Linked DNA regions of Homo sapiens: region 2 is linked to region 1. A link is a loop called in an ENCODE intact Hi-C map of the cell type or tissue named here. Cell type or tissue: heart right ventricle. All regions are shown on one strand.

Region 1 (2,500 bases):
ATGTAACAAAGCTGCACTTGTACCCATACATTTATATGAATAATAATAATAAAAAAGAAAGCCTGCTTCAGGATGCCGGGGTTCCTGGTGCAGTGTCCATCCATCCTCTGGGATGCAGCTGCCTTGCTCAGGCCACACAGGCTTTCCCAAAGCTGTGCCCTGAAAGAGTCCCAGCCCCCATACTGGTGTCACAGCTGCCATCCCTGCAAGTGGGGACAGAAGGCACAGGGGCGGGGCATGGAAGGGGAAGGCTGCACAACGGACTGACCCTTCACAAGACTGGCGCTGGAACTTTACATTTTTGTGCACCATGTTAACAAAAGTTATTTTGACTTTACTGAAGTAAAGGCAAAGAACAGAGTTTGAATAGAATGAGTGACAGCAGCTTGGGAGATGGGGGCCCAGACAGAAACAAGGAAGGTGGAGATGGAAGAGATGGAAGATTGAGAAGCCAACAGCACCGGCCAGGGAGACTGGGGAAGAGGAGCCTGTGAGAACGCCTGGGATGGTGAGGATGGAGCTGAGGCCAGCGGGAATGAGCACGTCCTCCTGACTCTCCTTCAGGGAGAAAACAAGCCCCAAACATGCGGCCATGGCTCCTGAGTTTTCTAACATGGCAGCTCTGCACAGCGTCCTTCCTACATTTCTGGCTGCCTTCAAGCTGTTCGTGGCTCCTGGGCAGGTGGCAGTCCCCCCTGCACTGCTCACAGCACTCTCTTGTCCTGGGCTCACAGATCCACCCTGCCTCAACTGCCCCCAGGCGGTCCCCATTCACCCTGCCACGATCTTCCCTTCTCCACCCTGCCCTCCCTTTTCTCTCTGGTTCTGGGGGCCTCATCCACACAGAACACTTAAGACACCCTGGTGTGATCCCTGGGCTGGTTTCTGTTTCATTTGGCTCCAGGTCCCACCCCTATGTTTCCCACCTGTCTGGAACCAGTTATGTTCCCCTCCCAACCTGGACCTCTAGCTGCACCCCCTGTCTTTGTGGGGGTAGAACTGCAGGTTCACATTCCACTCTTCCGTCTCCCTCTGCGTCCACTCCCTCCAGAGGCATGCACGCCATCCTTCTTGTCCTCTGCCACTCCCGTAGGGAGCCTCCCTCTCGTCTACTGGGGCTGGTTCCCTGGCCTTCCAGCCCTTCTCCCCACCCCCAGCCCCCAATCTCCCTCCAGCCCAGTGCATTCCACAAGATCCACCCAGTCCATGGGCCTGGGGAGGAGATAACCCTGCCCCTCCCTCCTCCTTCCTGAATTTTCCTCAGGGGACGGGGTCTAGGAAGCTGGTCCCTGGGGTGGCTCCCAGACTCCTGAACCTGCGCAAACAAGTGACTCAGCCCTGTTCTCGATTGCTGATGGAGCCACCTGAGGTCACAAGTGGGTCATTCTGTGTCTGCCTTTGTGTGTCCCTGTCTCTGTTCCCTTCTCTTGTACTGTGTCTCTGTCCCTCCACTTAAGTGGACATAAGGAGCTCCTCAGCCCCCTCTTCAGTACCTGCTCTTTGATGGGCTGTTGGGAACATCTGGAGATTTGGTCTGGGACTCAGGGGAAGTGACCCAAGGCCACCATCCCAGGCCTCCAGGCAGCAACCACTCACCCATCCTTGCACTCCTGCACATCCTGGGCCTTGCACACACACCTGCTCCATCTGAAACACCCCTCCACCCTGTGGAACATCTGCGTGTCTTGTCTCTCCCCTAGAAAAACCCCCAGCCTTCTCCTGTGTGTCTAGAGGTCCAACTCCAGTGTTATCACAGGATGGCATAATCAGGGTCTACTACAGACCCCTGCTGGACTGTGTGCTCCTTAGGGGCAGGGTGCCTTGTGGTGTCTTTGTATCTCCAGCACCTAGAAAGTACCAGGCCCACCACAGATTCTCAAGAATAAGAGAACTCATCAGGACAAGAGCTTGTGGTTTCTTAAGTCACAGAACAAGAGGTTCCCTCCAGGGCAGCTAAGAGGCCACGGAGACTTGTAAGCACAGGGTCTCTGGTCCAGCCCAACGCAAATGGGCACAGGTATGATCATTTCCATCAAGTGGCTGTCTACAGACTTGGGAAAGAAAACCTCAGGCTCCCTTGAGACAGGAGCTTCCACGGTAACACCTATTTGAGCTCCTCAGCTGCTGTCTCCAAGGTGACGCCCAGAAACCGTGATTGGAGCGGGCTTCTCCTTCCACACCTGTGGTCCCTGGGGTGGCTCCCAGACTCCTGAGCCTGCACAAACAAGTGACTCAGCCACATCCTAGGGAAGGGGGGTCCTCCCACTGGAACAGGATTTGGCCACAACCTGGCACTCGGGGACCTGGTGTTGAAAATGAGTCAAATGGGGACAGATGCTCTCTCTTCCCAAGTCCACGTGAGATTTCACGCGGGGAGGAGCCACAGCGTCTGGTATTAAGTAAAGGAAAACTCATTAGCAAGAGACTCGGAGCATTCTAGGACAAGTGTTGAAAGTAATCCAAAACAAATATAAAACAACTTGCAACGCCCCTCACTGGA
Region 2 (2,500 bases), 71 kb after region 1:
CTCCGGATGGATCCAGATGGCTGGGAGGGGCCCTTATTTCCCAGAGCCACAGGTGCCACACCCGTGTCTGGCTGGGGGCTGATGTGAGGAGGATATTACGAGGACGCAAGAAGGGGGGATGTTCTCTATCACTTAAATCTACCCAGGCCTCAGGGCATGGCCTCTCCTCCAGGTAAACTGGCATAGATGGGGGAAGTGCCCGAGGATGGCACTGCCCATTGCTGTAGACACACACAGAGAGTGAAGGCTTCATGGAGAAAGGGGTCAACATGGGCCTAGAACGGGAGGGCTGTGATGGGGACCATCACTGAGCCCCACTCCCGGGAGCAAGGGAAGGAACTGCAGGAGGGAGGAGCCCTGTCTTATTGGTTCTAGATCCACTGAAAGCGGCCACAGTTCTGAGGACTTGGGCAGGTTCCAGAAACAATGCCAAATCTCCCTTGCTAGTCCATCCACGGCCTGTGTTCCCCTTGCAGCACCTAGCTCCATGTCACCGACGGGAAAATCCTGAAAACCATGCAGGCTGCACCCTGGCCCCGAGGCAGCTCAGACCGGTGGAGCTGGCCAGGTGGGAGAGGAGGGAGCCATGGTGAGGGGTGACTACAAAGTTCCTGGAGAGAAAAGCCACGTGACCGAGGTCTGAGGCAAGAAAGGACTAGAAGGCAAGGCCAGTAAGGTTCAGAGAAAGGGCTTATGTTCCAGAAGGTCTCCATAAATGCAGGGGAATTTGGAACAAAATGCTAAACAGAGATTTAAAGGAGGAGGCACTTACTGGAGGTGTGAGGGCAGGGCTCTGGAGGAAGTGGGGAGGGCTGGCCTCCCAGTCGTGTGTCTTGGGACATCAGCGAGGGAGGGACAATCACACTTTAAGCCAGTTCCTTCAATACACCAGTTTTTATCATCATAACAGAAGCTACAGAAAAGAAAGTGGGCCAGCTCTCCAGAGTTGAGGGGCTGCCAGGAAGGCCAAGTGGCATGAGCCGGTGGATGGACTAGCACTGAGGAAAGATGAGAGTGAGATGTGTCCACTCGGTAACCCTCTACTCAGCACCTCCTTCATGCCGGGCCTTGCAGATGAACAGCAAATATGGTCTGCTCCATGCCTTGAACTCACTGCCTGGCAGGGGTCAGAGTTGTACAATCATATAATTACAGCCTGCTCTCCAGCCTTCCTGGTCATCCAGTGTCAAATGAGGATATTTTTGGAGTCTAAGTCATCATATTGCACAATGTTTTCAGACCGCACCCTTCCCTCACCTGAGCTCATGGGTAAGGAATTCTCACAGTTAACTTCTAGACGTCTTTCTATGGACTGAGAGCCACTTGGTTGGCTGAATACAAAGGTGCTAAATATTTCTCAAAGGGGCACAAGAGAAACTGTGACTTCCTAGCTCAAGAGCCCACAAAGCGGCTTGCCCCCATCCATGGGCCAGTCTCCATCGCCGTGCTGATAGCATCAGTGGACATTTGCTCATGATCCAGTATCCCCCCCTTTTTCTTTTTTTGAGATGGAGTCTTGCTCTGTCACCCAGGCTGGAGTGCAGTGGTGCGATCTCCGCTCACTGCAACCTCTGCATCCTGGGTTCAAGCGATTCTCCTGCCTCAGCCTCCCGAGTAGCGGGGGCTACAGGCGTCTGCCACCACACCCCGGTAATTTTTTGTATTTTTAGTAGAGAGGGAGTTTCACCACTTTTGGCCAGGCTGGTCTCGAACTCCTGGCCTCAAGTGATCCACCCGCCTCAGCCTCCCGATGTGTTGGGATTATAGGCGTGAGCCACTGCACCCGGCCAATATTTTTAAGTTCCAGCATGTTGAATTGGATAAGGCAGCCAGTCAGGCAAGGGCATAAATTCTGTTTTTTGTTATTGTTGTTGTTGTTTTCAGAAGGGATACCTATCTCTAATCTTTTTTTTTTTTTAAGAGACAGAATTTCAACACGTTGCCCAGGCTGGTCTCAAACTCCTGGTCTCAAGGAATTTCCCGCCTCTGTCTTCTGAGTTTCTGGGGCTACAGATGTGTACCACGGAACCCAGCTGATTTCCCACCTTTGATATATTATGAGCAAACGATTAGGGAGAATTAATTATTCTCTTCCTCTTTACCCTAGGAAATGATGTTTACCCTAACCCAAAATGTAAGAATTTATCAGGAAAACACTACCTATAAAGAAGAAATCTGTCCTGCTTGGTGGTGTAAGGAGAACAATTGGATTTGGTCCATGTCAGAAGATTGCGGACCAAATCCCACTACTGCCAGCAGGGTCATTTGGAGAAAGATACTTTGTAACATTGGACCTCTGTTTCCTCATCTGTAAAATGGGAATAGTAAGAATAATAATACTTGTCTCACAGATTGATGTGAAGGTAAAATGAGGTCATGTGTGCACAGAATCTAGTCCAGACCCTAGAACATACCTGGCACTCAATTAATATGAGATAATTGTGCCATGCCTTAAGTATAAGATTTGTTATTACCGTAAACACTACAGCATGAATTTGCC

Evidence for each region. Peaks named below come from ENCODE experiments on the same cell type or tissue, not always from the same donor. Only the 100,000 strongest peaks of a DNase experiment are listed, where the experiment ranks them.
Region 2: a loop joins it to region 1, with 2.8 times the contacts of the local background. A loop is called at or near these places in 39 of 110 quality-filtered maps.

The regions. Positions count from the first base shown.
Region 1 is chr3:127,745,649-127,748,148 of GRCh38, forward strand. The region is part of intron 3 of MGLL (monoglyceride lipase); the gene reads right to left. It overlaps LOC107986127 (a long non-coding RNA gene), which reads right to left. Exons shown (of 2, transcript XR_001740893.2): 1 at 1,012-2,500. Among named protein-coding and RNA genes, the nearest start is that of ABTB1, 74 kb to the left of the region's middle. RefSeq lists enhancers at 1,005-1,516, 1,374-1,483. In heart right ventricle, a CTCF peak has its summit at 1,005; DNase peaks (open chromatin) are centred at 1,261 and 2,293; H3K27ac peaks cover 2,500 bases.
Region 2 is chr3:127,816,474-127,818,973 of GRCh38, forward strand. All of the region lies in intron 2 of MGLL (monoglyceride lipase), which reads right to left. Among named protein-coding and RNA genes, the nearest start is that of MGLL, 4.8 kb to the right of the region's middle. RefSeq lists an enhancer at 874-2,073. In heart right ventricle, no CTCF peak of the experiment used is centred here; a DNase peak (open chromatin) is centred at 1,016; H3K4me3 peaks cover 2,500 bases; H3K27ac peaks cover 2,500 bases.